Linked DNA regions of Homo sapiens: regions 2 and 3 are each linked to region 1. The links are chromatin contacts, found by Hi-C in ENCODE. All regions are on one chromosome and are shown on one strand. The core of a region is the stretch at or near the end of the contact, and the rest is flanking DNA. Distances in the headings are between cores, read along the strand shown. Region 1 holds the start of ZNF516 (zinc finger protein 516). Region 2 holds the start of RBFA (ribosome binding factor A). Region 3 holds the start of CTDP1-DT (CTDP1 divergent transcript).

The links. Hi-C counts contacts between places; a loop is a spot of excess contacts on that map. Pooled maps may share reads with other maps.
Region 2: a pooled map shows a loop between it and region 1 (33-fold over the local background). The contact joins the promoter of RBFA here to the promoter of ZNF516 in region 1. A Hi-C loop is called at or near these places in 2 of 37 single-sample maps with no recorded cell type and 8 of 50 pooled maps.
Region 3: a map with no recorded cell type shows a loop between it and region 1 (24-fold over the local background). The contact joins the promoter of CTDP1-DT here to the promoter of ZNF516 in region 1. A Hi-C loop is called at or near these places in 4 of 37 single-sample maps with no recorded cell type and 7 of 50 pooled maps.

Annotation. Positions count from the first base shown.
Region 1 is chr18:76,493,043-76,497,900 of GRCh38, forward strand. It overlaps ZNF516 (zinc finger protein 516), which reads right to left and starts at 2,200. Exons shown (of 7, transcript NM_014643.4): 1 at 2,102-2,200. It overlaps ZNF516-DT (ZNF516 divergent transcript), which reads left to right and starts at 2,297. Exons shown (of 2, transcript NR_164145.1): 1 at 2,297-2,744; 2 at 3,237-4,858. It overlaps ZNF516-AS1 (ZNF516 antisense RNA 1), which reads left to right. Exons shown (of 2, transcript NR_136504.1): 2 at 1-876. RefSeq lists an enhancer at 1-131 and silencers at 1,230-1,319, 2,020-2,119, 2,250-2,309.
Region 2 is chr18:80,031,834-80,036,691 of GRCh38, forward strand. RBFA (ribosome binding factor A) reads left to right here and starts at 2,601. Exons shown (of 7, transcript NM_024805.3): 1 at 2,601-2,820; 2 at 4,835-4,858. The coding sequence starts at 2,663. It also overlaps a transcript of TXNL4A not described here. RefSeq lists silencers at 1,887-2,056, 2,088-2,244, 2,127-2,446, 2,457-2,536, 2,647-2,796.
Region 3 is chr18:79,676,790-79,681,647 of GRCh38, forward strand. It overlaps CTDP1-DT (CTDP1 divergent transcript), which reads right to left and starts at 2,956. Exons shown (of 5, transcript NR_136643.1): 1 at 2,605-2,956. It overlaps CTDP1 (CTD phosphatase subunit 1), which reads left to right and starts at 3,014. Exons shown (of 13, transcript NM_004715.5): 1 at 3,014-3,472. The coding sequence starts at 3,159. RefSeq lists enhancers at 2,139-2,646, 2,647-3,155, 4,771-4,858.

The sequences.
Region 1 (4,858 bases), core at 950-3,449:
AGCAGAGCCGTCACTCACGCCCAGGGGGCAGGGAGACTTCGCAAAGCTGTTTCCTTTTTTTTTTTTCCTCCTCTCCTCCCTACCGTTTCATTTAATGGTAAAACAACAGCAGAGCTCTGAAAGTTAGCCATCTGCGCAGAGTTTGCCTTCTTTAAGGAGGGAGGCGTCAGACGATATCCATTTAAATATATTTTGTACTTCCACAAAGGATGGAAAGGGAAATTCACGAAGGGAGTGGAGGCGGAAAGGGAGCTCCGAGAAAGAAGGAGGGGTCATTCCGCGGGGGGCGGGGGGGGGGGCGGGGGCCGACGCAGGGGAAAGAGTTGCTCTCTACACCGAAAAGGGACTTTGACCTTCCATTGATCTCGAAATTCAAAAACGTTTCTTCACAGGTCAGATTGTAACAAACACTCGTTCCTAATTTATGAACTCGCCGTTTTGATTTTATTATTTAAGCATGCGCCAGCAATCGTGTTTCCTTAAGAAAGAACTGACCTATTTTTGGCTGGAGATAAACGATCATGTTAACAGATGTTAATCTTGTAATCTGTTTTTCCTGTAAGCACTTTACCTAGCCGGGTTTCAGACCTTAAAAATAACATCTTTTCCAAAAAGACCTGACGTCACAATTCACTCCCTGAAAAATCACACTCCCCCTCCAGTTTCTTCCCCTGCAATGATTTCAAAGACATTAAATCTTTTCCACTTTATAAATGCTGATCTGTTCTGCCTCTACTCCCACAGGCTCTTATTTGCATTTCAAATTCCACAGGTTACACCAGTCGCCTTTTCAAAAAATGTAAACCAACAATGCAGCAGCAAATGGCTTTTTGTGCATCTGGATTAAATAAAGCACAGAATGAATATATTTAAAAAGAGGGCTGCGCAAGTTGATCTTTGCACACCCGGAGACCCGGTGACTCTTTATCAGCGGAATGAGTAAGACACACACACAGCCCCCAGAGCTCCCGGTCTGCTGCGGGAAGCTTATTAACGCTGATAATAGATGAGGCTGACTTACAGACCCACATTTTTCGGGTAAAAGGCTGGTTCCCTCTGGTCCCTAATTGCGGGGGTCCACTGGCTTTCCTCACCACACACATAAACTGCTGCTTTTAAATACCCCACTCGGCTGCCATTTAACAAACTTATTCATACAAAGTTTCGTTAAAACTTGAGGCGGTTTAATCTAAATACTGATCGTAACTATTCAGTCTGTTAGTTCTCCCTGGAAATGGCAGCGGAGGCGCCTCCCCCCACCTCCCGCCCAACCACACACACCCCACCGCATTCTTCCTTCATACACCCGGGTTCATCTCGCCACCGAGGCCTCCCCCACCCGCACCCGGCGGGGCGCAGCTCCGAGGAGTCCCTGCCCACCCCTCTCCGAGTCGGTGCCAGACCCTCGCCCCCACCCCCACCCCCGCCCGAACTTCCCTTCCAGGACCTCTCACTTCTTTAACGTTAGGGTCACTTAGAAGCTCCCAGCAGACTGGCAAGCAGCCGGGGAGGGGGCCGTAAAAAACAAGGCCACCCCCACCTCCACGCAAACACGTCCCCTAGGCAGCAGCGCGCGGTGCCCACAGGCATCGATCCCATCCGCCAAACCCTTAATAATTGAAGCGGCTCCTCGGGCCCGCAGCCCCATCACCCACCTTCATTAGCCGGAGCGTTTTACTTTAAAGTAAGGCAATTTGCTCTTTGTCTCCTAATGGATGGAGAGCGCATCCGAGCTCCCCTCCTCCCGCGTCGCCTTTGACAAAGTGTACAAAGCCAGAGCCTCTTCCGCGCTCCCACCCCGGCCCCCACCCCGCCCCTCCACTGCGGTAAAAACCACCTCCCGGGCGCTCGCCCCGCCGCCCGAAGTTGCATCTTCCCCTATCCTGGAATTGACGAGCAGAGCAACTACCCACCGGGAAAGCCAAGTAGCCCTCCCCGCGCCCGGGGGGCCCCTCCCCGGCGCACCCCCCTCCCCAGCGCCTCCCCCCCTACCCCCAGCGGCGCACACCAGAGTACGGGGCACGTCGGGGCTCCGGGCCCCGCGCCCACCGCCCGCCCGCGGCCCCTGCGGCGCAGCCCTCCCCCCGCCCGCGGCCCCTACCTTGGCAGGGAGGCGGCGGGCCTGGGGAGGAGGACGCGCACGCCCCGCGCATCTGAAGGTGAAGCCGAGCGCCCGCGGCGCGGAGCCGAGCGCTGCACTAGACCGACCGCGCCAGCTGCGCCCGGGCGCGGGGGACGCGCGAGGGCGCGCGGGGCCCGCCACGCGCCCGGCCCCCTCCTCGCGCCGCCCGCGCGCGCCCCGGACGCGTCCGCCCCGCGGGGGCCCCGGCGCGAGCCGGGCTCGGGGGGCTGCGCGGCACGGGGAGGGGGCCGGGCGCTCACGGCCCGGCGCAGGCCGGAGGCTTCCCCCAGCCTGGAAATGGTCTGCCCTGTAGGAAACGCACACTCCACTATTGTCTCATCAGCACAAAGTTCTGCCACACTGAGGGGACAGTCTGGAGGCTTGCAGTGACTCAGACACAGCCAATTCCTCCCCTAATAGCACTGAATCACGGTTCCAGCGGCCAGTGGTCGCCCCTCGTCAAGGTCTAAGGCTGCTGCAGCCCCGGCTCCCGGAGGCCGTTTCCGCGCGCACACGCGCATCCATACGTACAGACGTGCTCGGGATGCGGGTCCCGCCGGCGGGTACCTGGGCACTGCGCCCCATCTGGACTGAAATGGGGACACCCCTTCGGGGGTCCCAGGTGCGTGTGCATTACACACGGCGTAGCGTGTGCGTGTCACTCAACTTCCTGGTAAATGCCTCTGGGGGTGTTCAGATGCAGGATCAATACATTAAGTCCTGAATCAAGGGTCACAGAGGTCCCGCTGGAAAGACTTCAAACAGCGGCTCTGCCACCCGGCCATTTAAAAATGAAGGGGTTGTTTACCGGTAGCCTCGAAAGTTCAACTCTTATTTTTCTGTTCTTAAAACTTCATTTCTTCACCTCACCTACTCCCCACGAGCAGTAGTTAGTTGTAATAAGTTGAGTCTGGGACTAGAAATCCTAATTTGACTCCAAAACGCTCTCCTGTTACAGGGCAGGGATGGCCGGGGTGGGGGAGGGGAGGGCGGGCGCGCGGGGGCGGGGGAGGGGCGGGTCGGAGCTAGCGAGGGCGAGCGCCCCTTCACGGCCGGTGACGTAGACCCGGGGAGCTGCGGCCTGCGGAGGGGTAACACTATCTTCTCCCACCAGGCTCCTGGCCGTATTGTTCTCCTTCTCCTCGTGATAACTCCGCAGTGGAGGTGGATTCCGTCCAAGACGCCCAACGTGGCTCCGCGTAGCAATCAGCGCTGCAATCCTGGCGGTTACCTCAGCGGCGGCGTCTCTCTCTGCGCCTCACACTCGCAGCCCGCGGCCCTCCCCAACTTAGGGCGTTTACAAAAGAAACTACTCCAGACGCGCTGCAAAGGGAGGCGCATGTGCCCGAAAGCTGGCGATCAGACGGGGGGGGCATTCTGCATGTGTGATGTTTCTGGGGGCGGTGGGGAGTGTGTGTCGGGGTCGGGGGGCGGGGGGGAGTCAGGCAGAAAGACAGGGACAACCTCCGCTATGAAGGATCCGCGAGTCCTCAAATGTAAGCTCCGTGTGACTAACGACCTGCACTGATTTGGAGAGCGGGCATGTTAAAGGTCACGGACAATTGTTGCTGGCTTCAGCATGAATGCCTAAGTGGGATGTATTCTTCAGCAATCACGTTTAAGTCTGATTCACCGAAAAGTATTGACGTGCCCACCATTCATTTCAGTACACTGTGAAAATGCACAAAGAAAGTATCCCCAAATTCAGTTAATTACAAAGCCGTAAATGTCCTTGTATACACATATTATTACATACATGTAGGTAACAACAAAGATTAAAATTTGAAGACACTTTAATAGCTTTTTGGTAGGATTTTGGAATGAATATCAGTCCTGTAAACCTACGTTCATCTGCATTCTTGGGTCTATTTTAAAGTACAAACTTGCGCTAACAATTTCCATGTGTTGAAAATGGACAAGGTAGATCATTGAATGGTGATCAAGACTTCCAAACCCCTCCACATAAAACTGTTCATGACTTGCTTCCTTTTTCTAGCCGGTTTAGGGCCCTGTCTTAAGTCACCCACATGTGATTTCACTCAGGGCATTGTCTGTCTACAATAATATTGTGCTTTTAAACCATTTCCTTTCTTACACGTTTATCTACAGTGCATGCGAAATCTGAGAGCGTAATTTGATGGATGGGCAAAGAGTTAAGTCCTGGTGTCTGGTGTGGCAGACCTAGAAAATGGCAGCTGGAGGGCCAGCATCATTTTGTTACTGACAATTGAAACGTGTTCACATTGATTGTACACAAGTCACTGGTGGTTGTTCATTTGTCAATGCACTATTCCTAGCTCACTCCACACACACAAAAAAGGTATAAAAATCAAATGTTTAATACAAGTTTCCATACTATTCCTGTAACCATATTTAGCATTGCCAACATTTCAACTGTTTTAATAGCTTCAAACACTTAAAGTAACCATTAGGGATTAAGGGCACCGTTTGCCCCTGGAATGGCCCAGGAGAGCTTCTCCTATTTTGAAAGGTTTACGTAAATTATAGTATTTGGATGGAGCAAAGTCAGCAGTATTAATGGTTGAATATTAATGGTTGATTTTGGCTACTTGTTTTATTTTAGTGATATGTGATATTTTACACATGTATGGGGTACGTGTATTTGTTACAAGCGTAGAATGTGTAATGATCAAGTCGGGGCACTTAGGGTACTCATCAGCTGGGGTATTTATTGTTTCTATGCGTTGGGAACATTTCAAGTTCTGTCTTCTATCT
Region 2 (4,858 bases), core at 1,351-3,850, 3.5 Mb after region 1:
CCTGTCAGACCCAAAACCCTCACTGATTGGTTGAGCAGCTGGTTTGGATTCTGGGGAACTTGGTGGCACAAGCTAGTGCTTATAATAAGAACAATTTCTGATCTGTCCTGTTTTTGCTTATAATGTTGTTGTGGTATATGTTTGCAAATAAGTCCATGTGTAACTGAAAGGGCTAGGGTAATGACTGCTCAGAGAATTGCTCTAATTCAGGAGGCAGTAATGTAGCCTGACCTAGCTTCCAGTTTTGCCCTCCTTTTGTTGCTATAAGTCTGGCCTAGGTCCCTATACATTTTTCTTTTTTTCCTCTTTTTTCCTTTCCTCCCTATTTTTTATCTTCGTGGGACATGATCTCCTAGGAATGAGCATTCCTCGTGACGGAGGACTTGAACTTCTAGGAATAAACCATCCCAGCAACAACAAACCAGCAGGTGGGAAGAAAGGAGGAAGCAGCAACCTGAGGCCAGGAACCCACATTCCTTTTTAAAATGCTTTTCTCCAAAAGATTTTAAAGAAAAAAAAGGGGGGAAATGTGAAAGGAAATTAAATTTTGGGACGCCAAATTCACTTAGCCAAAGGGAAGAGTCAAGCTGGGAACTGGGTCACGCAAACCTGTCTCCCCCTTTTGGTTCCTAAATAAGATGGCTACAAGATGAAAGGCTACACGCCTCCCCCATATTTTGCCCACAAGGAGATTCCTGGTGAGCTGTTGAAATTTCACCATGGTGGCCAGGCGCGGTGGCTCACGCCTGTAATCCCAGCACTTTGGAAGGCCGAGTTGGGCGGATCACTTGAGGTCAGGAGTTTGAGACCAGCTTGGCCAACATGGGGAAACACCGTCTCTATTAAAAATACAAAAAGTAGCTGGGTGTGGTGGCACACAGCTGTAATCCCAGCTACACGAGAGGCTGAGGCGGGAGAATTGTTTGAACCTGGAAGGTGGAGGTTGCAGTGAGCCGGGATCACGCCAGTGCCCTCCAGCCTGGGCGGCAGAGAGAGATTCCATTTCAAAAAAATAAAACTTAACCATGGCAATGCAAATTGATAGCTTATCTTTACAGGTGCAGTCACCCTAGCCCATCTGATTGTTCCCCTACCACATTTTGTCTGCGTTATCTTATGTAAAATGCAGATTCCCCACGTTTTTCCTCTGCCCGTTTGTTTGTGAAAACTCTGCTTCTCAATACTCCGCCCTTTCCCCTTTAAATCTGGGGCCCTCAAAATCATTTTTGGAGAAAGGCGTAGACCTGTCTCCTGGGTGCGTCCTTAACTTTGGCAAATAAATCTCCTAAAATGATTAGAGACTTGTCTCGTCGTTTTCTTCGATTGACAATATATACACACATACATACGCATACACACACACATATATACGCGCACGCACATGCACACATATACATGTCCACACACATGCACACACACGTACATATGCACACATACACATGTACACATCCACACGCGCCCACACACACACACACACACAGACGTGTCTCACACCACAGCAGCCGCCTCGGGGGAGTCACAGCCCACGCATCCCCAACACTGCGGTCGCGCTCACTTCTCTTTCCACGCCCGGGGGGAGCAGCTTCCCCGCTGGGCCACGCTGACTCTGGGGAGGCGGGCGGGGCGAGACCACTTCTGGGGAGGACGCCCAATCTGGGGACTTTCTCTAGGTGCCCGGGGAGAAGGCGGCGCAGCAGCAAAGCCCTGGAGGGCCCAGTGGCGGAAACAGACGGACCCCTCGCAGCCTCCCGCCGACAGCGGCCCTGCCCAGGTCTCCAGGCTTCGATGCCTTCGTTGCTTTGTGCGGCGCACCCGCCTACGTCAGTTCCCAGTATTTAAACAAAACGTGTTCCTAGCTACGCAGCGCCAGGCAACCAGGCGGTTCCCACGCTTCCCCGAGTGGCACACCCTCCGCGCAGCCCACGCGGCCTCCCCACGCCCAGCTCCCGCCGGCCCCGCCTCGCGTCGTCCTTCGCCCCGCCCCCGTTGCCGCCCCCCCCGCCCGCACACTGCCCACCTGGCGTTGTCTTCACCCCGCTTACACGCCGCTCGCTTCGCTCTGGTAGTCGCCCACCTCGCGCTGCCCTTCTCGCTTCAGTCTTCGCCCTGCCCACCCACCGCCCACCTCGCGCCAGTCTTCGCCCCGCCCATTCACCGCCCGCCTCGCGTCAGTCTTCGCCCCGCCCAACCACCGCCCGCTTCGCGTCGGTCTTCACCCCGCCCACTCGCCGTTCGCCTCGCGCCTTCGCCCCTCCGCCGTTGTCGCCCCGCCCCTTCTTGCGTCCAGTCTTTGCCCCGTCCCTCGCCGTCGCCCCGTCCACACGCCGTCAGCTTCGCGTCTGTCCTCGCCCCGCCCACCTACCGCCCCCCTCGGGCCTTCGCCCCTCCGCCGTCGTTGCCCCGCCCGCCTTGCACCCCGTCTTCGTCCCGCCCCGCGCCGTGGCCCCGCCCACACGCCGTCAGCTTCGCGTCTGTCCTCGCCCCGCCCTGCATCATCGCCCCGCCCTGCATCATCGCCCCGCCCACACGCCGCCTGCCAGGCGTGAGTCTTCCTCCCGCTCTGCGCCGTCGCCCCGCCCACACGCCGCCACCCTCGCGTCAGTTGTCGCTCCGCGCCTGCGCCCGTTGTCTCCCTGCTCGCTCCGGGTCCCGGCGCCGCGCCATGTGGGCTGCGGCGGGCGGGCTGTGGCGCTCCCGCGCGGGTCTCCGGGCCCTGTTCCGTAGCCGCGATGCTGCGCTATTTCCAGGCTGCGAGCGGGGACTTCACTGCTCTGCTGTCTCCTGCAAGAACTGGCTCAAGAAATTTGCCTCGAAAACCAAGTAATGCGGCGGGGGCGGTGTCCCTGGGCGCGGTATTCCCTAGGGGGCGGTGTCCCCGGGTTGCGGTGTCCGCTCATCCGCGTTCTTGCGCCCATGCGGCCTAGCTCGCCAGTTCCTGCCTCCTGGGGTCTGCAGCAGTTCTAGCTCTCACTGTCAGCATTTGCAGCTTTTGTGTTCGTGGACGTGTGTCGGGTTAAGAAAACAAAGTGACAATGTGTGTTTATTTTGATTCTTGTCACCAGACGTATTTTTCAGAAGATTAGTTTCAGAAAATGAGGAAAAATGAAAAAATATAAGAATTTCCTTGCTAATGTTGACTTTCTGTGTGAATTTGAAGACTAAAGCTTGTCATGATAATTAGTGTTTTTAAATTATGAAAGATAAGTACAATAAAATACATTGACTTTTCACACTGCTTTTAGTTCTTCTAAGTATGGTAGGTGGTTGTATGTTTTCTACTTTAATACACTACTTTTAAAGACAGTTTTAGACCCTGCAGAAAAATTGCAAAAATAGTACCGCGTTCCTGTGTCCTGGCACCCAGCTCCCCCTGTGTTAGCGTCGGACTTTAGCTTCCAACGTGTTCCAGTTAATGAGCCGATATTGATAAGAGTGTTGCTAACTGAAGCTCATACTTTATTCACTTTTCCTTGGTTCTGCCTGCTGTCCCTTCCTGTCCCAGGTGCCCACCCAAGGTCCACGTTACATTGAATTGTCTTGTTTCCTTAGGCTGGGGTAGTGTCCCAGACTGTCCCTGGTTTTGATGGCTGTGCCAGTTTTGAGGGGTACTGGTCAGGTGCTTTGCAGGATGCCTCTCTGTTGGAATGTGCCTGTTTTTTTAATGCTTAGACGTGGATTATGGCTTTTGGGGAGGAAGACTACAGAGGTAAAGGCCATTCTCATCGCACCGTATCCAGGGTCCACGCTGGCCGTGATCCCCTGCATGAGGTGCTTGCCAGGTTTCTCTACCGTAAAGTTACTCTTTTTGCCCCCTTTCCTTACTGTACTCTGGGAGAAAGTCGCTGTGTGCAGCCCATGCCTAATGAGTGGGGAATTTTGCTCATAAGTGGTTTGCATTCTGCACAAGGGATATGTCTCTTCACCCCATGTATTAATTCATTCATATCACCAAGAACTCATGGGTTATAATCCCGTGTTACTTAGTTTTGTTCGAATGTTTCCAGCTCAGGCCCTTAGGAGCTCACTAAGCTCCTATGTCCTGTTTGCATACCCTGTCATTGTGGGGTTTTGCTGGGTTCTGTGTGTGTTAAACACTTTCCTACTTTCTGGCACTACAAGATACTCCAGGCTCATCTTGTGTGTTTCGTACCACAGCCCTAAAATCAGCCATTTCTCCAAGAAGCCCTCGTTCCTTTTATTGGAGAGAGAGATTAGAAACCATGGGTGCTGGGTGTGTTCATTGCTTCTGGGGTGTCTGTCTTTTGGGCCATCTCATCTGACGAAAGGATATATGTGTTTCTACTAACCCTTGTGTAAATATGCACCTATAAACATTTCCGTGTATAGCCATCTGTCTCCAACTCCAGACGTACTGTGTGGATCATTCTAGCCTCCTCTCCTTGCTGATCTGTAAGTCGCACTCCAATGGTGAGCGTGGCTCCCACCATCCATTTGCTTAATTGTTCAGTCTCAGTCTATGCCTATAACAGTATCTGAATCCTTTACTTGAACTTCCATGGGAAACATCTTTATCAATTAGCGTATAGTGTTTATGTGCAGTTTGGTAGGTGTCTTTTTAAGATCCTCTCTCTAACCTTGGGACTAGAAGTAGAATTTAGGTAAAAATTATGAGGTTGAATTAAAACCATCTTCAGCCTCTTCCCCACAACCCATGTTGTTATCAATTAAATTCTGAAATTTTTTAAGATGTCCAGTAATGTAACATCTAAGTTTAGCCCCCTATAAACAGTTATGGTATCATAACCTCTTAAATTAGCTTATGTAACTTTTTGACTTTGCCATCACTAACATAATGCTTATTTTCTCCCCAAAGAAAAAAGGTTTGGTATGAAAGTCC
Region 3 (4,858 bases), core at 1,706-4,205, 3.2 Mb after region 1:
GGCCTCACTTTCTTCCCAATAAATGTTTCAATCTGTTGATACTAATGTTTTTTCTCATGATACTTGTAAGATAACTGATTTTAACAAAAGGTGGCACACCTATTAAAGACATGGTTAAGTTTCATTGGCTGTATAGCATCTCTAATTGGAAGACTACATGGCATCTATCCAGGTTGGAGTTGTAATCACCTAGGGATGTCTACATCTGTCTACCTAGATCAGTCTGTCAGTTCCATCGAGGTCTGTATTTCAAAGTCCATACATAACACACGGTTCTTCCCATTTTACAGAATTATTTTTTCAAACCAAAGTTCACATACTGCTGGTGGGAACAGGTTCAAATAGGGAATGCTGATACATATCAACAACCTTTGAGACAAACCTGTTCACACAGTGAGTGTGGAGCCCTTGGCCCCCCTACTTTCTCTCTCGCAGGCCCCGACATCACCCTGGGCTTGCGCTGTTGGTAGTGTTCAAAGGAAAACTTTAGAAACATTAAATTTTACAGAGTTTAATTGAGCAAAGAATGATTCAGGAATCAGGGAACCCCTCAAACCAGAATAGGCTCAGAGAGACTCCAGTGCCACTGTGTGGCCAAAGACTTACGGACAGAAAAGGGAGTGAGGCACAGAAGGCAGAGGTGAGGCCTGCAAACAGCAGGGTGGCTACAGCTCGTGTCTGGCTTATTGAAACAGAGTTTGAAGTGCTGCTGCCTGTGACTGATTCAAGAGTAGGTTACAGTGTCCACACATCCAATTAGATGACTGTTCACTACGTATGGAGAAACCTATAGGCTAAACTTACAGTATGTAAGGAGGCGGCTTCAGGCTACAGCTGAGTAGTGTGTCCTTACAGTTGGAACCAGGAGTTCATGGGAATTCTTCATCATCCAGTGGTCTGTAAATGTTGCCCATGCTGAGTAGTCTGTCCTTACAGTGTGAACCAGGGGTTCATGGGAATTCTTCACCATCCAGTAGTCTGTAAATGTTGCCCATGCTGAGTAGTGTGTCCTTACAGTGTGAACCAGGGGTTCATGGGAATTCTTCACCATCCAGTGGTCTGTAAATGTTGCCCATGCTTTAGTTTTGTTACCTGGTTGCTCTGTTTTTATGGGATTGTGAGAAACTGAAAAACTGTGACTGCTGGAGCCATTTTCCCACAATCCCCATTTTTTAAAAATCCCATAAAGGCTCTCTCGTGAGCACCGCACGTTTTCCCTTGTAGTCACGAGGGTAGGGGCTGGAGAAAGCAGCAGAGATAGTCAAAAACCCACAGCTACAAAAAATGCACTCCTAAGAGCAAGTAATGGCGAGGGCTAAAAGGCACTGTGCCCCTTCTGGGCCATTCTAATTACCACATTTAAATGGTTTTGAGAAAAGAGAATTTTTATCTGAGGAACGCGAGTTCTTTTAATTATCAGGCCGAGAGAGACATTCAAATGAGGCGACAATCGCGCCCTACTACCCCTTGACCTGTGTTCACCTCTTTAAACTGCTACTGGTGGCAACAGCGCCACAAACAGCTATAAATTAACCTAATGACGCCACAATGGACACTATACCCACACTCAATAGCTGAACAACATATAGTCAGTCACTAATCAATGTTATTTCTGTAAACCAGTGAGAATTCCTCACAAACAAGTTCCTATTAGTCCACTCCCTGGCCCCCTTTTTTGCCTTTAAAATCCACTGTTAACTGCTAATCGGAGTACACATTCAGGGCGCCTTGAATTTGTGCTCAAGTGTGGCCCAAATAAACTCTCTACTTAGAGAAACTGTGTCTCCGCTCGTTTTCAGGCCGACAGTTTCCAAAATGTTAGTATTCAGCCTAACATGAGAAAAGTCACCATATAAAAGTGAGGGGGGAAAAGCAAATACAGGATAATCTCAATTGTATATAAAATTTATATACGTAAGGACAAAGATACATAGTAAAAAAAAAATTCTGGCAGGTATTAAGGCTGAAAAAATTAAAACAGTCCAGAGCGGTCTGGCTCAGGCCAGCCTGGGCCTGCCGAGTAGCTGGGACCTCAGCCACCGCGCCTGGCTAAGTATTAATGAATCTGTTTTAGAGATAGGGTCTTGCTACGTTGCGCAGGCTGGTCTCCAACTCCCAGGCTCAGGTGATCCGCCCGCCACAGCCTCCCGAAGTGCTGAGCCTCCCAAAGTGCTGAGACTACAGGCCTGGCCGCCCGCCCGCCAGCTTAATTCACGTAAATTCCAGACAAACGTAGAAAGTGGCTCCTTTAGTAAGCCACTTGCGGCTGCTGCTCATCAGGGTTCGCCTGGGGCCACTGAGACCACGCGCCGGTGCCCGCCCTCCCGCTGCGGTCCGATTTTCTGAACCAACCAGGCGCTTCCGGGCGCCTTGCCCCAGACGGGCCCACCGCCTGCGCGGGCCGAGGGCGGCGCACCTGCCCCTGCGCTTCCGCATCGAAGGTGAGGTCGGAGGAAGAGAAGACCGCAACCCCCAAGCTCCCGCGGCGTGGGGTCCGGGGGGGGACACGAGGCGGGGCCACCAGGACGCCGACAGCCTCACGTCTCTGGGCCCGCGGCGCGCAAGGCATGCCGGGACCCGTAGTCCCGCGACGTTGCGACTCACAGTGCGCGATGGGAGTGGAGGAGAGCGGCTCGCGGTGCATGCCGGAACTCGTAGTCTCGGGATGCTGGGTCTCAGCGCGTGATGGGGTAATGGCACGCAGGCCTGCGTTGAACGCTGGGACTCGTAGTCCCGCCATGCTCTGTCCGCGGTGCACGCCGGGATACGTAGTTCCGAGCGCGCCAAGACCGTCACTGGGACTGGGCGACAGCGGCCCGCGTTGCATGCCGCTGCTCCACGGTGCCGGCGCTCCGAGGAAAAGTAGGTAGGGCTCAGGAACGCAGTTCTTCACGGCCGGCACGCAGGGTTGGTCCCAGGACGGAGCCGGCTCCGGCCCCGCGCGGCGCTCGTATTTACACGCGCACGTACGCACGTACGCGGCGCCCTTGCGTGACGTCACGCGCCCTCCAGGAAGTCGGCGCGGGCTAGGCGACGGGTGGAAGCCGGTACCGAGAGGAACTACAGCGTCGCCGCCTGGGTTGTGTCGCCGCGGTAGGCGCTGCGCTCTGAGCGCAGCGCAGGCCCCGTACCGACCGCCCGCCCGCCCTCTGTCCGCGATGGAGGTGCCGGCCGCGGGTCGCGTTCCTGCCGAGGGCGCCCCGACGGCGGCTGTGGCCGAGGTGCGCTGCCCGGGGCCCGCGCCGCTGCGCCTGCTGGAGTGGAGGGTGGCGGCGGGCGCGGCCGTGCGCATCGGCTCGGTGCTGGCCGTGTTCGAGGCCGCCGCCTCCGCGCAGTCCTCCGGGGCCTCTCAGTCCCGTGTAGCCTCCGGGGGCTGCGTGCGCCCCGCGCGGCCGGAACGCAGGCTGAGGTCGGAGCGCGCGGGCGTGGTGCGGGAGCTGTGCGCGCAGCCGGGCCAGGTGGTCGCCCCAGGGTGAGTGTGCTGAGCCGGGCGGGGCCGAGGGCGGGCGGCTCCGGGGAGGGATCCTGGAGGACCCCCGGGCTGCTGCGTCCGCGGTGGGCAGGGGCGCCCCTGGTGAGGGAGCGATAAAGCGGGACGCAGGCACTGCGCTTCTCCCCTAAAACTGGATAGTCACCACCTGTGGTTTTACCAACGGGGAGCATTTTGAGATAAAAGGAAAGGGTCCTGCGTAGCGACACGAAGTTACTGTTTGGAAAAGCTATGTTTGTTTCTTTCTTTCTGCAGTGATAGTCCCCGCCCCTTCCTTTAGCTCCACCTTTGTGACTTAGGAAAACTCATGGGTGGCTGTGAGCACAAGAGTCATCAGGCAGGCTCCAGACCTGTTATTGAAATATAAACTGTTGGGTGTGTGCACATCTTTAAATTTTTGTAAACTTTGTGAAACGCAGTTGTAAAACCTGGTGCAGTTCTGTTTCGTGGCTAAGGAACGGGCGGAACCCAGGCCTGCAGCGAAGGCAGTAGCCCCGTGGTTGACCACAGTGGGCATTGTCGCAGGCTGCTTCAGGGTGACGTGGGCGTTGTGACAGACTCCACAGCTCTCAGTAGCTGTGCTCTGACCCCAGAAGGGGATATGTTTCCGTAGCACCGAAGTGTCCAGCCATGTTTGAATCTACCCTTGTGTTCTGGGATGGGCGGGCAAGTGGACACGCGTGTGCGCCTGGCTCTGGTAGTTTTGATTGTGAGAACAGAAACTCCAGGGAGAGGTGGACACTCCAGCCCGCAGTGGGCCGGGCGTGAGCTCCCTCTGGGAAAGGTGCCGCTCCTTCTGGGGATGCCACTCTCTTCCCTCCTCGGCAGCCGCGGCTCCTCGTCCCTTTGGCTTGCCCTGACCCTGTGTTTGTTGAGGATCTTCTCTGCATCTGGTTCCGCAAGAGTGAGGACTGGGACAGGAGTCTTCCCGTCACAGCCCCAGAACGTCCTGGCTCCGCTTCCTTTGGAGACAGAGCCTGGGTCCTTGACCCTCGGCACGGGCACTCACTCCTGCCCCCTGCGTGCTGGTGGGTGGGGCTGGGAGGTTCAGGGCCTTGCCTCCCAGAAAATGCCTTCACGGCTTCCTCAGTGGGCACTGGCCGTACCTGGGAGGATTGTGGAGGCAGATCCCAATGCTGGTGTATTCCCTGGACAGAAAACCCCAGGATGGAAGATCCCTACTGAGGTTTCATTCTGTTCCTCTGATTGTACAGAAAGGGCTGCTTTGGCCTAGACAGGTGAGTAACTTGGTTATGTGGCAAGTTAGTATTGAAATTCCATGTTCAGTCAGTCTAGTGAATAAAACCAACCCAGTGCATCAGTCAGTCAGCCAGCCAGGTCATGAGCTTGATGACGGGTTCCCAGCAG